Linked DNA regions of Mus musculus: all the other regions are linked to region 1. The links are chromatin loops, found by intact Hi-C in ENCODE. Cell type or tissue: heart. All regions are shown on one strand.

Region 1 (4,000 bases):
CTTCTAGTTCTCAGAGTAAAGACACTAGAAAAAAATTAATAATAATCATATTCTAATATATCATATATTATAATAGTAATATGGATTATGTACTAGATGAGAAGTTGATTCCTAAATAGTTCCCATCAATTACTGCTGAAATGAACTATTTCACCCACAAATTTATGATTGGGAAGAGTGGTAGTTTAGAGGAGAAAGACCCCCATAAGCTCATATGTGAGTGAATACTTCATCCCCGGTTGGTGGACCTGTTTGGGAAGGGTTAGGAGATGGGGCTTCTTGGAGGAGGGTGTCACTGGAGATGGGCTCTCTCTCCTCTCCCTCCTCCCTCCTTCCTCTCCTCCCCCCACCCCTTGTGCTGTGGCTGGAGATATTAGCTCTCAGCTACTGCTCTAGCTCTATGCTTGCTGCCATTAGAACCACGGATTCTAGCCCTCTGGAACTATGACCCCCAAATTAAATGCTTTCTTTTATAAGATACTTTACTCATAGTGTCTTGCCTCAGCGATAGAAAAGCAATTAAGGCAGGAAATGTTACCATAAAAGCATTTTAGAGTTGTGTAACAGGGAGTGGAATCTTAGGAGCTGAGGGCGCACTGACAATGTGGAAAAACCTTGGCAGAGGTAGGATTTTTTTTTTCCCAGATACAATCCTAAATCCAACGAATTAGATGGCTTGGACACTACCACACAGGAGTATTTCCTTGAAGGACCTCTGGGTGTCGTCGCTCCCCCTATCCCTATTTGACAAATGCTGGAGACACCAATGACCTCTGTTCCTTAGTCACCCAGGAAAGGGGAGGGAGGCACGCAGACACCCCACTGATCTGTAGGTCCGTGATCTGCAAAATAAAAGCCCTGCATCCCTCCACAGCCCACCTCACTGCAGAGTTCAAGTCCCATCTATTCACCGAGAGGTCATACAGCGGAATTCCCACCAGGGAAAAAGCCAAAGACAGCTCACTTTGAAATGCCAGGATTCCAATGCTGTAAAAGTACAGTTGCTGTTATGACCTAACTGTATTAGTAAAGTTCTGCCCGCCCCCCGCAACCCCCGCGTTCCTTAGGGGGTCAAGAGCGTGTCCAGTGAATTTTTACTCCTGAACCAGAAAGATTCGACTCAGTTAAAAGAGTCTAAGTCTCTCAGTCAAGCGAAAAGGTCCATTTCTAACAGGAAAAAAAAAAGTCAGCAAGTTCCTTCAAGTTCAGCTTCCACTGGTATCTCTGCTTTGTCTTCAAGTGGCCTTCTATAGGAGTGGACTGGCTAAGTAGCATCATACACCCTGCACCCTTCTCAGCACTTAGAAGGTATTGTTTCCCAGGAAAATTAGGATAACGACTAAGAAAAAAAGGATTCCCAGGAAAACCAAAGCAATTACCAACTACTTTTGCCCTGTCCATTAATCTGAATCCATGTGTTTTCGCATGTCGAGTGACTCTGAGCTCTCTACCTGACTATCCAACTCTCTTCTCTCGGTGTTTTGTTCCTATCCACAGTGATCTCTCCACAATGTATGCTTCTAACAGCAAGTCACTAGACGTCAACGTTAGCCTTCGGGGCCCGACCTGGAGCAAGAGCGCCGCCTTCTGGTGGTATTTGCTTTACTGCTGTATCAGCAGCTCCTTGTCTCTTAGGAACATCAGTCCAGGAACTGATTTTTCTCTCTAGTGTTTGCTTTTTGGTTGTTTGTTTTTTGCTTGTTGAAGGTCTGTGAAGTAGAACTCAAGTAGAAAAACGAATAAAGAATTTCAGAGAGTAAGTGAGCATCAAGGATCCATTAGCGCGGTGACTACGTATTTATTTTTGCCTGGTCACTTTGGAAGAAGCAATGCTACCGCCCGGAACCCCTTTCTCCTAACCCTAGCCAGTCAGGATAGCCTCAGGTACCTCGAATTGAACAGAAATGGCAAATGATTACAGAATGCAGTTACGAGTATGCTACTGGACGTTTATAACTAAGTTCTAACTCCGAGTGTCCAGACAACAAACTACAATTAACAGCCTGTCTCACAGGTCAGAGAGGATTTGTGAAGGGCAGAGAGAGGACATTTAACCTAGGTAGCCACAGTGGAAAACCGGAAAACCGGTTCGATGACTCCACGTCTACCATCAAAGGGCAAGGAGGAACTTTGGAAATATATTCTGTAGTATGCACTATATGTGTGAAAGGAGGGTTTGGCGTGTGCACAACTGCCAGAACGGCTCAGACCCGCGCTCTCGCCGTTCTCTGTTCTCCTTCTGCAAGGGATATGCAGACATTATCACCGCTGTCACTTGAGGGGAGCAATCTGATCCCTTTAAATGGTCAGGGCTCCGCGGTATAGCCTCAGAGTCAAGGATGGATCTCTCCTTTAGGGATTTATGTCATAATGGGGCGACCTTCTCCGTCAGGTTCTCTGATGCTTGCAATTAATTCTCATTCTTTGACTTAAAATGTCTTAGAATCCTAGTTAAATACGACGCACTGAGAATTCAATGTTCCCTCTCTTTAGAAAAAACTATTTAAAGCATTTTAAACAGTTCTCTTGTGCCAGAGGACCCTAGAAATTTTGAGCCCTTCAGCTTTTTACCAATCAACACATTTAAGGGACTCCTGCTCCAGTCACCAGGAAACTTCCAGCCGGTGGGAAGCACCGCGAGGTCCCACTTGTCTCCTTTACAATTTATCTTTACAACACCCTGTGCAAACCTAGCCAGCTTCTCAAGAAAATGGTCTGCGAATTTCCCCCCTCTCCGAGTCACCCTTATAGCATGAGTTTTTAAATCTACAAGTTCGGAGAGAGATGGGGAGGAGGAAGGAAAATAACGGGAAAGGGGTGGGTCAATGGCCCAACAATGAAAAACACTTGTTGCTATTTTAGAGGGTCCCGGCTCACCCCTACAAGGCAGCTCAGGACCGCCTCTAACTCTGCGGGCACGTCGTGCATGTATACACTCAGCCATAAACACTAAAAATAAATTCAATACGATTTATTTGTTTATATTTTAATATATGACTGTTCTGCCTGCGTGTATGGCAGTGTGCTGCGGGGGTGTCTGGTGACCATGAGGAAAGAGGAAAGCGCTAGATCCCCTGGAAATGGAGTAACCAGCTGTTAGAAATATCCAGTGGATTCTGGCAACAGAACCTAACTCCTTTAGCAAGAGCATTTGAGCATTCGGAAAATAAAAGGCTCGGTCTTCACAGGATCAAATAATTAGTAAAATTTTGAAAATAATGAAATTACATAAGCTGGTAATTTGCAATTGGACTAGCATAAGTAAATTGGATACAAAGCTGAAGCTCACTTATGAAACCGGTAATTTTACTGTACAATGTTCCGACCCAAAAGTTTGAGTGAGGTTTGGAAAAACAAAAACTGCACTTCCCTGACCGGGAATCGAACCCGGGCCGCGGCGGTGAGAGCGCCGAATCCTAACCACTAGACCACCAGGGAAACTGCCAGTTGTCCTCTTGCAAGAGCTAAGACTTTAATTGGCCAAACAACTATCTGATGTGTTAATGATGGATTCATTCAGTTAACCAACCACAAATTCCAGCAAATCAAATTCAGAAGACGTGAAAGAGTACGATAGAGTTGGTGCTCCCCTGCTTATATGTAGGAATTGACCCAGAATACATTCTAGAAAATGTATGTTTACATGTTGCTATTATTAAAAATTAACAAGATCATTAAGGTAATTTTTGAGACAATGTCTCAGCCCTAAGATGCAACTCTACGAAGATAAGGCTAGCCCTGAATTTAGAGAGAACCGCCTGCCTCCGCCTCTCGAATACTAGGTTTAACGGCGCTAAGGAAGGAAAGTTTTAGAGAGTGATTTAAATTGTCTCCTTGCTTTTCTCTTTATGATACAAGAAGCTGTTTGAACATCACATCTTAGATTGCCTAAGTAACGCTGTTAAGCGTGAAGTTCTTTGGTCACGCCCAGCCTGGACCTACGTGAGAAAGTCTTTAGAACTCAGCGTGAGAGCATGCTGGGCGTGGCCGAAATAGCTCA
Region 2 (4,000 bases), 120 kb before region 1:
CTGGCTATGCTGCCATCTGGCGTGCTGGCTGCACTTGCTCTCTGCTTCCTCCCCTGCCATACTTGGCTTCTCAGCGGTAGTGCCAGCCGCAACTTGGTTCTGCCCATCAGCTGGAATGATCATTGTGGCACCATATTTTTTGTCAGAGACACCAAAGAAAATAAAGAACCATGTGAAAGATGGGCAAATACCAAATGTTGGCAAATCTCTCCAGAGTTCTTGCCCCCGTATAACACTTCACATTCTAGAACGTGTTAGAGGCGATGTAATGTAACATACGCACTGGGAGTCAGGCCTTAGTTTGTATGTTGGCTGAGCTCTGTGACTTTGGGAAAGCCACTTGCCTATACCAATTCTCACAGACCCCCCTTTCTATTCTATGATTAATAAGCGAGCTCTGTGAGCGCTGGATGAACTAACACACCTATCTAGGACACCTATTACAGGCCCCAGCACCTTGCCTACATACGCCAATCCAAAACTCCCTATCAACCACAAATCATCTGAACGCAAATCCTCATCTACTTGGACATAACACCATTTGGTCTCTACTTAGCCCTTTCAACAAAAGCATTTCTGTTTCCCTAGAGAAAAATGAGGGCTATTGGGGAGTTTCTCTCAATCCTTTGACATAATACATTATACATTATCTATACACCAGATTAACTCAATGAATTTAAAAAAAACATATTTATGTTTAACTCTGTGTGTGTGTGTGTGTGTGTGTGTGTGTGTGTGTGTGTGTGTGTAGTGCCCTTGGAGGCCAGAAAAAGTTGTTAGATAACCTTCATCTGCTGTTGGAGTAACAGCAATTGTGAACCACCAAAAGTATGTACTAGAAAATGAACAGGTCCCCTGAGTACAATATATGGTCTTAACCCCTATACTATCCCTTCAGCTCCTCTATAAACTCAAAACATCCTGTTCTGATGCATATCTGGCCCACAAAATTGCAGGTAAGAGACAATGTGCCTAATGACCTCTCTATAGATTCCCTGTTTCCAATTCACCGAATTCCAAGTCTTCCAGTGCATGGTTTCTGCAGACTTTTTGAGTCTGTGGAAACTGACCATGCCACCTTTGGGGTGCATCCCCAGCATTCCAGTGACTGTGGCCTCATCTTCCAAGAGAGAAGAATAGTTTCTCTTTTTTCTTAATTTTTAATTTCATTTTATTCCTTTATTTTATGTTCACAGGTTGGGAGTGGCACACATGTTATTGTTATGGGAGAACAATTGGCAGGAATCAGGTCTCTCCTTCCACTACGGGAGCTCCAGAGATCAGACACAAGTCATCAAGTCTGTGTCAGCTGCCTTTACCCTATGAACCATTTCCTGGCCCAAGAAGTACAGCTTCGAAGCAAAGCATCTCCAGCCAGCACTGAAGTCCCAAGAACACAGACTTTAAGGAAGAAAAACTACAAGTGCTTTGTTCACAGGACACCATAGGACAGATGAACAAAGCCAAGGTATTTAATGTGGGAATGACAGCCCATTCTGAGAACACACCTCACAACAAGTGTATGGCTTGTCCTTATGGCAGCAGATGCTAGGCAAGGGGAAATCTGGATAGAACTAACCTGTGGAGCCTGGGATTTGAAAAACACAAGGTGAGGGGCGATAGATAATACTCCATTTCAGGCTGCTTAATTGTCTGGCACACATTGTCCTAAAAGATACATCCTTCAGATGTCGCACTTGTAAATATACTTAGCTGCGACTAAAGCTAAACTCATGATTAACCTTAACTTAGTTAAGAGCATGCATAACTCAACTTCAATTTTCCACACCTCTGAAGAGCAGGATACCAAAGCAACTTAGCAAAACCAGTAGAGATGTGTTTGCACCATCTGGTGGCAAAGATGAAAAACTTCAACTGTGCATTATAGCTTTCACTGGAATTAACAAATTCAGTCCTCAGTTCAAAGAGGCTCTTGATTGACAGGCCAGTATTATTTCCTCAAATCCTTGACCTCCTCCTAGAATTTTTATTGATATAAAAATTCACACTAATAGCCGGAAAAGTGTCTTTTTAAAAAAAAATGTATCTCTTAGCACGTGAAATAATGTATATATGTATATACGTGTGTCTTAATTCTCATATGGTAGGACTTTAAAACACCAACCTGAGGTTTTAATGATACACTTGAATATATATATTATTAAAAACACCAAGTTGGTGTTTTAAAGCCCTACTATATGAGAATTAAGACACACATATATACACATACAATCCCTAGGTTCCCAGAATTCAACATTCTTCTAATCTATCTCAGAACGTGTTAAATATATTAAGCGAATAATAATAAATACAGGGATGTTTTAGTAATCATTCTTAGCTTGTGCATTTAAGTTAAAAATTGGGAAGACCTGCAAATATTTAAAATTATATTGGCAAAGACTATTCACCCAGAGCATGGATACTTTGCAGTTTGGTGTGTGTGTGTGTTCTAATTACACATACATACATGTGCCACATGCATGAAGCACTGAAGTTGCAAAAGGTTGTTAGTGGTCATTCAGGTTCTGAGAATCATACCTAAAGCCTCTACAACAGCCAGTGCTCTTAACAGCCAAACTGCCTTGCTAGCCCTAACAGTTTGAACCTCTTTTTTCTCTCCCCCATTTCCTGAGGCTGGACTGTACCACTACACTTCTGAACAGCAAGCAACCATGAACTAAAAGTCCTGTAAGTGTAGAACAACATAGACCTTTACCATTTTAATTTTTTTGTTTGTTTGTTTCAGGTACCAAGTCAAGTGACAAAGAGCTGGCACAGTGTAGCAAGAGAGCCAACCCCTCCATGTGTCACATTTGGCAGAGGCTCACCAACTAAGGTCTGGGAAGATTTTACAGTGGGGAAAGTGGTATGCCATGTGTGTCACTAACCAGATGATAAGATGGATACAGCTAACCCACAGTGGAACATTCTTTGTGATTTCCTATGGAAATACATGGGGCTCTTTCCTCTTGATCCAAAGATGGAAACTGGGATGAAAGTGAGGGAAAGTCAGGTAGGACTCATCTTAGCTCATAGCAGTCACTGCTATCAGAGTTCCTGTGTCTTCCTGGAGTGTTTGCTCCATGTGGCCTGATTTTTGCACTAGTTGCTAGAGACGACAGGGTGGCTGTCTAGGCTGGTCCCTATAGATGCATGCCAGTAGTAAAAGCTTATCTTGTATCTGTGGTGATCTTATCAAAAGGTTTTACTAATTGATTTTTCCAAGTTAGTAATAAAAAGATCAAAATCATAAATTTAGAAATCTCTATCTTATTTTATCATTTAATAGGTAGTACATTAAATGTAATTAAAATTAAAATATCCTACAAAGATAGCCTCACTCCTACTCCCAATTAGATAACTTCTATTCACTGTCTTCAATCTTTCTTTGCACAACTAAAAGAAAATATGACCTTACAGTCTTAATTCTCTCGCTCGCTCGCGCGCACACACACACACACACAGACACACACACACACACACACACGCACGCACGCACGCACATGCACACTCACACAGGCATGTGCATACACAGAGATATTAAGATATTATACTGGGTTACAAGATTTCCTTCTGGAAGCTTTCCAATGGCTGCCAAATAATTGAAAGGCTGAGAATCTGGTAGTTGTTCAGTCAGTGAAACTGGATGTCTCAGAAATCCCAATCTGGAGTCCTCATGGATTCCTAGAGAGATGTTGGTCTTTATAGTCTGTTTTGGAATACTAAAACTTTTGGCAGCAACCTGACAGTTGAACTTGCCAATGAGAATGTGGGCAAAAAAGCAAAGTTCTCCTCTTCCATATCCTTTTATCTGGGCTGCCACCAGAAAGTGTGGCCCAGATTTAAAGTAAGCTGTCCTGATTCAAATAATCTGATTAAGAAAAATGCCTCACTGGAATGCCCTGCAGCTTAGGTTCTAGCTTATTTCAAATGCAGTCAAATTGACAACCAAGACTTGCCATCACAGAGGGTATCTCTCTCATCCCAAAGGCCTGCTCAG
Region 3 (4,000 bases), 120 kb after region 1:
AGACCCTTTGGTACCTGGTCTTGATAGGTGATTGATGTGAGTGGGTCCAGCCCATTGTGGGTGGTACCACTTTTGGGCAGGTGGTCCTGGGGTCTATAAGAAAACGGGCTGAACAAGTCAGCAAACAGCATTTTAATGGCATTTGCTTAAGTTCCTGTCTCTAGTTCCTGCCCTGACTCCCCTCAGTGATGGACTGTTACCTGGAAATATAAGCTGAAATGAACCCTTTCCTCCTCAAGTTGTATTGTTTGTGATGTTTCATCACATCAGTAGAAAGTGTACCTAAGACAGCTCAGACTGGTAGGTACCTGCTAACTCGAGCCAGCAGCCCCTGGGCTGAAAAGGCAGAGGCAGAAAGGCTGCTAGAAATTTGAGGCAATCCAGGGTTACATAGCAAGACCCTGTCTTAAAGTAATAAAGAAATAAAGTAATAACGTTAAAAATAAGTAAGAACGAATGGCCTACAGTTATACAGACCACTATGGATTAAGTTTAAGATGTGTAATTTTTTGAAAAGTCAGGTTGTAGGAGGATACAAAAGTATTGTTTCTTTTATATATGAACTGTAAATGGCGGCATAGATTAGAGATTCTATAGAATAGAAACTTAAAGAGAAAGCACTCACAATGCGGTTGCAGAATTTTGAAGAGACCTTAGCAGAGTAGAGGGAGAAGGATGGCCATTGGCAGAGCCACTAAGTCTGTACTCTGCTCATAGGATGGGTGATGTCTACAGGGAGTTTATCCATGCACCGTGTTGAGGGACTTGCACATGTATTCTGTTATGTGATCCCAATGTTTAAAATTTAAGTGACTCAGTTAATCTTTTGTTCAGAGCTAACAGGAAGTATCTCGAAAGCCAAACAGATAAGGAAAGGGGATATCATAGAAGAATTACAGTAACGGAGGAAAGACTGAAGAGTTCTGTCACCTGCTCATGAGAGAGGGCAGAGAACAGGTGATCGCTAGATCAATGGTAAGAATATTCTGGATCTGATAACAAGTCCTGACTCTTCCTGTTACAAAACAATTCCAAAGCAAGAGAGATAAAACTAAACATACAAACACAACTCTCTGTGGCAAAGAGATAAAGAGAAACAGCGAACAGCAAGTGATTTAGGGCAGAATGAAGTGTTTTAGAATCTTCATGAGAGACTTTTATTGAAACAACTGCCTCCAAAAGCGTCTTATTTATTCTGTGGGACTCCCTGGGACCATGGAGATCAGTGACTTGGTCATATTAGGTTGATTGTCTTTCTTTCTCTCTTTCTCTCTCTTTCTCTCTTTCTCTATCTTTCCTTTCTTCCTTTCTTTCTCTTTCTTTCTCTTTCTTCCTTTCTTTCTTCCTTTCTTTCTCTTTCTTTCTTCCTTTCTTTCTTCCTTTCTTCCTTCCTTCCTTCCTTCCTTTCTCTCTCTCTCTCTCTCTCTCTCTCTCTCTCTCTCTCTTTCTTTCTTTCTTTCTTTCTTTCTTTCTTTCTTTCTTTCTTTCTTTCTTTCTTTCTTATAGCTTTGTCAAAGTATTTTTCCACTTGAGTTTCTGCAGCAGTCGTTGAAGAAACCTCCACAGGGCTACAGAGCGAGGTCCCATACTCCCGGCCTCAGCCTCCTGACTGCTGGGATTATAGATAAACAACACCATCATCTGCAGAATTCAGTTTACCTTTATAAAATGGATGCTCGAGTGTTCAATAGTACAAGTTTAAAAAAATCACAACACCTAGCGTTTTCAACACACACAGGGAGAGAACACAGGAAAGAAATACCAACAATGCATTTTTCTGAGTTTTGCACATAGAACCCCCGGCTGCTCGTTGGAGTAGACCATTGCCAGAGCGTTTGCTGCCTCTTCCTGGGTGAGATTACTCTTCCCACCGCACTACAGTCGGCTGAGCCAGTTAGACTCATGCTGGGATAAAGAAATGTAAGCCGCATTGATGGATGGAAACGTAAGCCGCAGTGTTGGATGGAAACTGTGGACTATCCTCATTCTGTCCTGCTGTAAGCAACCCTTTGGGTCCCTCTGGTGACCACTTGAAAGTTACTGTGCGTTTATCGTTATCCTAATTCTGAAAATATGGCCTTCCTATACATTAGCTGACTTGATGAAGGGGGTCACATAATCTTGGGTTGTAAGAGTAATTAGGGGATTTTTAGAATGAAAAAATACGTCAGGATTTAAATAAGTAACCAGCCGAATTTTCCCAACGTTTGAAGACAGACGGTGTTACGGCTCACCCCTGTAACCCCAGCGCTCGGGACAGAAGAATTGCCCTGAATTGAAGGCGAGTCTGTGCTACAAAATTGAGATCGTATCTCAAACAAAACAAGGTGAAAAGAAGTTAATTAGTTAAATGCAAACAACCGCGATCAAAGGGGGAAATGATAGTAAATGTCCCCCTGGTTCCAAAGACTCTGGTGCGAGGATTCAGAAGTCAGAAAGTGGGTTTCTGCAGGCAAGAGACCCGTCCTGTGCCGTGTCCCTCTCCTTTCCCCGACTCGTTCAGTGGGAGCAGGGACCCTGTGCGATAGGAATCGAATGAAGGCTGAGCACTTTCACAGACAATTGATATTCTTTGTCTTTTCGAGAGCGTTCCACGTGAGCAATACACAATAAATTTAAATTAAATATACAGTTATAAAAAACCCTCAAACCCCCAAAACACTTAAACATACAATTAAATTACTTTAAAAATAAATGAACAAAATGACCCTTAGAAATTAAATAGAGGTATGTTTTCAGGCTTGGTACAGCAGTTGGCTCCATGGCTTAGTTGGTTAAAGCGCCTGTCTTGTAAACAGGAGATCCTGGGTTCGAATCCCAGTGGGGCCTATCTTTTTTCCTTTGTGGAGCATTTTGTCTTGTGGATGAAGACAATACTCTCCGTAAGGTGCCGTCCTCCCTCTTGAAAATGGCGGGACAACAAAGAATATGCCTAAACTTCCGCAAACCCTCTTCTCGTTCCAAATGAATAAATTTTACAAAAATAAAAAGAGCGAGAAGCCAAACGTGGACCAAGAGAATTTCCAGGAGCGTTTGATGCCTGGGCCCTCCGTGCGTACAACGGCCCAGCAGCGGGAGATAGGGGACATAGGACACCTCAGTTGGTGTCCCAGAACAGAAAAAGTCTGTTGACGGCCTGGAAGCTGCTTGTGGGACTCGGCGACTCTAGCGGGTTTCAGGGAACTTCTGTCCAACCATCAATTATAACAATTTGGAAAGAGCCCAATTCTGGACCGCTAGCGGCTCCTTAAGCGGGGTTGCCGCGGTTTGTTGAGTGAATGAGTGAGAGAATTGATGTCTCCTATCTCTGTGCTTTTTACCTTTCGGGTCAAAGGCAGGTCTCTCCGCCTCTTTTCAGCTTCTTTCGATTCTCTAGTTTGCTTTGAGATTCAGTAGTGGGTTTGGGTCTACGTCACCTGGGGTCTTAACGGGGTGTGTGTGTGTGGGGGGGGGGGTGGTGGTGGTGGTGGTGGTGGGGATTAAGGAATCGTTAGTCTAAGCTAGTTGCACAGCGCTGGTGCAGAAGGGGTCGCAAGTGCAAAAGAGGTCACAAGTTCCTTTTTCCAAAACTTCCATCAGCGGGCGAGGGGAGCCCACCTCCCCCACCCATTCGGCTTCCTACCCACTTGGCTTTCTGCCCCTGCTGTAGAAATGCAGGGATGCTTTCTTTTAAGAAATGGATGTTCCTTGTTTGTTTGTTTGTTTTTGAGATAGGGTCTCTGTGTAGCCCTGGCTGCCCTACTCAGAGTTCCTCCAGCCTTTGCTTCAAGCGTTACGATTAAAGGTGCGGGCCACCATATCTGGCAAGGGAATTTTCTTTTTAATAACGATCGTCTAACAAGAGCAATGGAACAATCTTATAGTAATGGTATTTTTATTTTCTCACAACACTGAGTGAAAAAATAGCAACTCAGGATAATCACGTATTCTAGCATGACTTTCCTTCTGTACATTTAAAGACCACCTTTTCTATTGCTTATGGATTCGAATATGCTTAGCA
Region 4 (4,000 bases), 170 kb after region 1:
TGTGTTAAGGTGGGACACAGTCAGGTGCCTTGAGCTTTTGTGAATGTAAAGAGGAAGATTTAGATTCAGGGACAGTCCCTGTGAAGATGGAGGCAGACTGCAGAGACTTGTCACAGACAAGGAATGCCAAGTAGCTTGTGTCAAATAAGCACGATAGGAGGCCACTGTTTCAGATCAAGTTTCTCCAGGGCGTCCCCATAGAACAGGCACAAATAAAAACTAACATCTCCCTGCTGAAATGTGTCACTGAGGGAGGATTGGGGCTCAGAGTCAGAGAAACTAAATATACAAAGGCTTTATTTATTTATTTATTTATTTATTTATTTATTTAAATCATGAGCGGGACTAGCCAGGCTAGCTGTGTTTATTAGAGGCTGGTGACCACTCATTAGGAGTCTGTCCTCTCATGGAATACTGGGGATTGAGCTCTTACGCTTTTGATGGTTATGTGCCTGAGAACAGCCATTAAATTCTTCAGAGATGTATCTGTGCTGCGTTTCATAATCATAAGCTTGGTTTCTGTACAAGCTCACTAAATGGTTGTGACCTGTTGACTGTTGAGCAAAGATTTGTTTTTGTACACAGAGTGGAGGTATTGGTCAAAAGGCAGACGCCCTTATTCTGTCAAAAGATCATTGAAAGCTGTTGGTTATCCATCATCACTTGGACTCCTAAGCTTAATAAACCCTGTTGGTTTTGAGTGACTCGCACAATAACATTTGAAGCCTGACATACTGGCTCACTCATGCCTGTAATCTCAGCACTTGAGAGGCAGAGACAGGAGACTTATTGAAAGACAGCCTGAGTTACATAGAGCAACCCTAGCTTACCCCCCCAACCCCAAACAACCAATAATAACAACCTTTGTATTCTCCACTGCAATCAAAGACAGATAGTGTTCTGTTTTTTTAAGACCTGTATGTCTGTGCCCACATGTTGGTAGTGGAATATATCTAGTTGTTAGTTTGTCCTCCCAAAATGAAGCTATTGATCATCCAATAGTGGGTTATCGAGGTGGGTCTCTTCATTTGTTATAGAGTCACTGAATTGACAGCTGGTCCTCGGATGCCTTCAGAAACAACATTTCCTAGGGCATAATGTAGATGTTTCTTTGGACTTGTTATGGCTATTACTTTATTACTTTGGTTTCCTATAGCCCACAACTGTGGCAGTGAAATAAACAGAACTATATAGTAGGTCTATCCGTCTGGTTGAGACAAGCCTGTAACTTGTGGCTATCATTCCTAAGTTCCCCCAATGCAGGGATTACAGGCATGTAACACTATACCCTCTTTAATGGGATTTACTCTTAAATGTCTTAAATTTGAAAGAGCTATAAAACTCCTAGCAACTCGATCCAAGAGTGAAAGAAGTTTAACGATATTCTGAATCTGTTAATTCTCTGGTTAGCTACAGATAGAAGCCCTGTAAAGGGTTCTGTGATTTATTTTCTCAAACTACGCCACCTTCTGGTAGACATCTGAGTCTGCAATTCCTGGTCAATTGACCATGGATCAAACCCCAAGTGCCCAGAGACTTGAGGCTTATCCCAGCAGAGTTTGACCTCAGAACAAGATGCCACATCTGAACTGTTTAAAACCTCTAGATTTGTGTCATTTTCTAGAGGGTCACTAGGTAACTGACAGATTTATGATATTAGGCACAGTTTTAGCTTTGTGTAATGCATTGTGATAGGCATTTAAAAAAACGCCTTGTAAAGAGGTACTGAAGCAAAAGGAGAAAGATCTCAAAGGGCTACGGCCTCATTACACTCATGGTGTACGACAACTATCCTTTGATAAAATTATAGGTTTGAAACAATTTATCAGCCACTAAAACATCTGCCCTCTCTGAGGTTCGAACTCAGGACCTTCAGATTATGAGACTGACGCGCTGCCTACTGCGCTAAGAAGGCACTGAGTATTGAGCTTTGAGTAAAACTATTGATCCTAATTTTTTTCACATTTCTATAATCCTTTTGAAGTTAAATTGTTTTCTCCACCACCACCTTTCCTGTAACAGAAATCAAAAGAGCGGTGTGCCGTGTCCACCACGCCACCCCGAGCTGCAGGAGACCACCGACAGCTGCAATGTAACCCATTAAAAATCGTAAGTCCATTAAAACATTGACATCTTGTTTGCTCCTGTGCATCAAAGGCAGTTCGTGAGCGTGAACTTTTTAGAGGACAGCGGAGGCGGAAACCGCAGAAGCCGCAACCAGGATTGTTCCCTAACCGCAGGACCTGAGCGCCCTCTACCGGTTCAGGCTCCAAAACAGTAATAAAAATGAGATGGGATGGGAGGACGCACGGGGAAATAATTCGCGTAGTTTTCTTGTGTAAGTTACTTAAAAGCGCTGTAGTCCGCAGAATGACACAATACCTCACAATATCATCTAGGGCACTATCCACTGGTCACAAATAAGTTGTCAGGAAATACTAATAAGAGACACAAGTAAGGACATTGAACTTTGAGGTCAGTAGAAAACTCTCGTTTATACACATTTTCTAGAAATGAAATCCTTTGCATTTGGGGGTTTTGTTTTGAGAAAGGGTTTCACTCTGTAGCCCAACCTGTCCTGGATCTCAGTACGAAGCTCACATACTCTGGCTTCAGCCTCCCAAGTTCTGGAATTTAAGAAATAAAACTGTTATAAAAGGTTTTGGTACGTTTTATCATCTCTGCTTCACTGTGAGGAAAGTGCTAGAGAGCTTAACCCGGTTCCAATGGTGTATGGGTAGGAGGGGCACAGAGATGCGCGCGCTGCTCTTTGGAGAGTAGCCGAGTCCCACAACCTGTGGGAGCTGAGCACATCCATCCAAAAGCCTGGCTGCAAAGACCACAGCTGGAGCGTGAGATTTGAGGTTTGGAGAGAGAGCCCCCTGTTTTCTGAGGAAGGCAAAGCTTCCACTGAAGATATCTTTGAGTAGGCTGCAACAACCGTGAACAGGGTGTCAAAGCAGAAGGAGAAGCCTATTTGTAGACTATGGTGGTTGGGACATCTACAGAATAATTTATATTTAAAATGTTATAACGAAAAACAGTAAAACATACTTGTGTCTTTGACATCATTGCGGTCAGTACCAGGAATTTGCTTGTGAGGTAGTGTGTCTATGGGGGTCTAAGATACTGGATAGAGACTCTAGTTATTCGGGGATGTAACTGCAAATCACCCCTGCCAGTCTTACTATAAGCCTTGATGCACAGTGGCTTCTAACTTTAGGTCACCTTAAAGATATATACTTTTCTGCAACAAGAGTGTGAAAATGTTATTTCTAAATCTGTCCTTTTTGTGCCTTTAAAATCTTTGAAATGAAATAAGAGAAAGTTCCTAAGTTCTGCGTGGCGATGTTGCCTTTGCAATGAGCACTCATTCCTGCCCAACCCTTCTTGTGCACAGTTCTTTGGAGCAGCTATATGGCCAGAACACAGGGTTACAATCAATCTGTATCGCCTTTGCTCACACAGGCAGGCAAAAGCCTATTACTTTCCTGACATTTTACACTTTCCAGACCTGTTCTGCTTCCTTCGTCACTTCACATTGTTGCCATGATTCCCAGACCAAAAAGAGTTTCTTCCTTCTCTGTTGTGTCTCTGTGATGGTCAATTTTATGGAGCTATGTTAGTGTATATTACAGATGACAAATAAGAACTTATATTGTGTTGTGTAGCAATGTCCCATCCCAGACGAACCCTTATTAGGCCTCAGGACATTAAGGGGAGGCAAAACAATACACTGTTGTAAAGGGAGATACATATTACATACTGCTTTGAAGCCCATTAAACTTACAAAAGGAATAACTCAGTGACTTCAGGAAGTCCCTGAAACTGACCAGATTCACTAAATCCCTCGTTCTCCAAGCATACATATATAAGCTATAAGTACTTTCGAGAGATTCTGAGAGAAGCAGCGCTGTCTAGAAGAGTCTTAGATCAGCAGAGACACCTGGAAAAAAAGAAAAGAAAACAGAGATTAGCCAAGATGCCCGGAAGGTGCTCA

The links. A loop is a pair of places that touch in the nucleus more often than their neighbours do. Peaks named below come from ENCODE experiments on the same cell type or tissue, not always from the same donor. Only the 100,000 strongest peaks of a DNase experiment are listed, where the experiment ranks them.
Region 2: a loop joins it to region 1, with 4 times the contacts of the local background. A loop is called at or near these places in 2 of 42 quality-filtered maps.
Region 3: a loop joins it to region 1, with 4 times the contacts of the local background. A loop is called at or near these places in 10 of 42 quality-filtered maps.
Region 4: a loop joins it to region 1, with 4 times the contacts of the local background. A loop is called at or near these places in 10 of 42 quality-filtered maps.

Annotation. Positions count from the first base shown.
Region 1 is chr13:21,157,419-21,161,418 of GRCm38, forward strand. n-TEctc11 (a tRNA gene) reads right to left here and starts at 3,438; the gene lies at 3,367-3,438. n-TFgaa4 (a tRNA gene) reads left to right here and starts at 3,987; the gene lies at 3,987-4,000. In heart, a CTCF peak has its summit at 1,591 (motif pointing left); DNase peaks (open chromatin) are centred at 1,583, 2,983, 3,393 and 3,973; H3K4me3 peaks cover 3,265 bases; H3K27ac peaks cover 1,564 bases.
Region 2 is chr13:21,033,369-21,037,368 of GRCm38, forward strand. It overlaps a transcript of Aoah not described here. Among named protein-coding and RNA genes, the nearest start is that of Gm32242, 25 kb to the left of the region's middle. In heart, a CTCF peak has its summit at 1,843 (motif pointing left); no DNase peak of the experiment used is centred here.
Region 3 is chr13:21,273,201-21,277,200 of GRCm38, forward strand. It overlaps n-TTtgt4 (a tRNA gene), which reads left to right and starts at 2,756; the gene lies at 2,756-2,829. In heart, a CTCF peak has its summit at 2,026 (motif pointing left); a DNase peak (open chromatin) is centred at 2,841; H3K4me3 peaks cover 2,532 bases; H3K27ac peaks cover 1,027 bases.
Region 4 is chr13:21,324,875-21,328,874 of GRCm38, forward strand. It overlaps n-TMcat13 (a tRNA gene), which reads right to left and starts at 1,915; the gene lies at 1,843-1,915. In heart, CTCF peaks have their summits at 1,461 (motif pointing left) and 2,247 (motif pointing left); a DNase peak (open chromatin) is centred at 2,227; H3K4me3 peaks cover 2,051 bases; H3K27ac peaks cover 457 bases; H3K27me3 peaks cover 61 bases.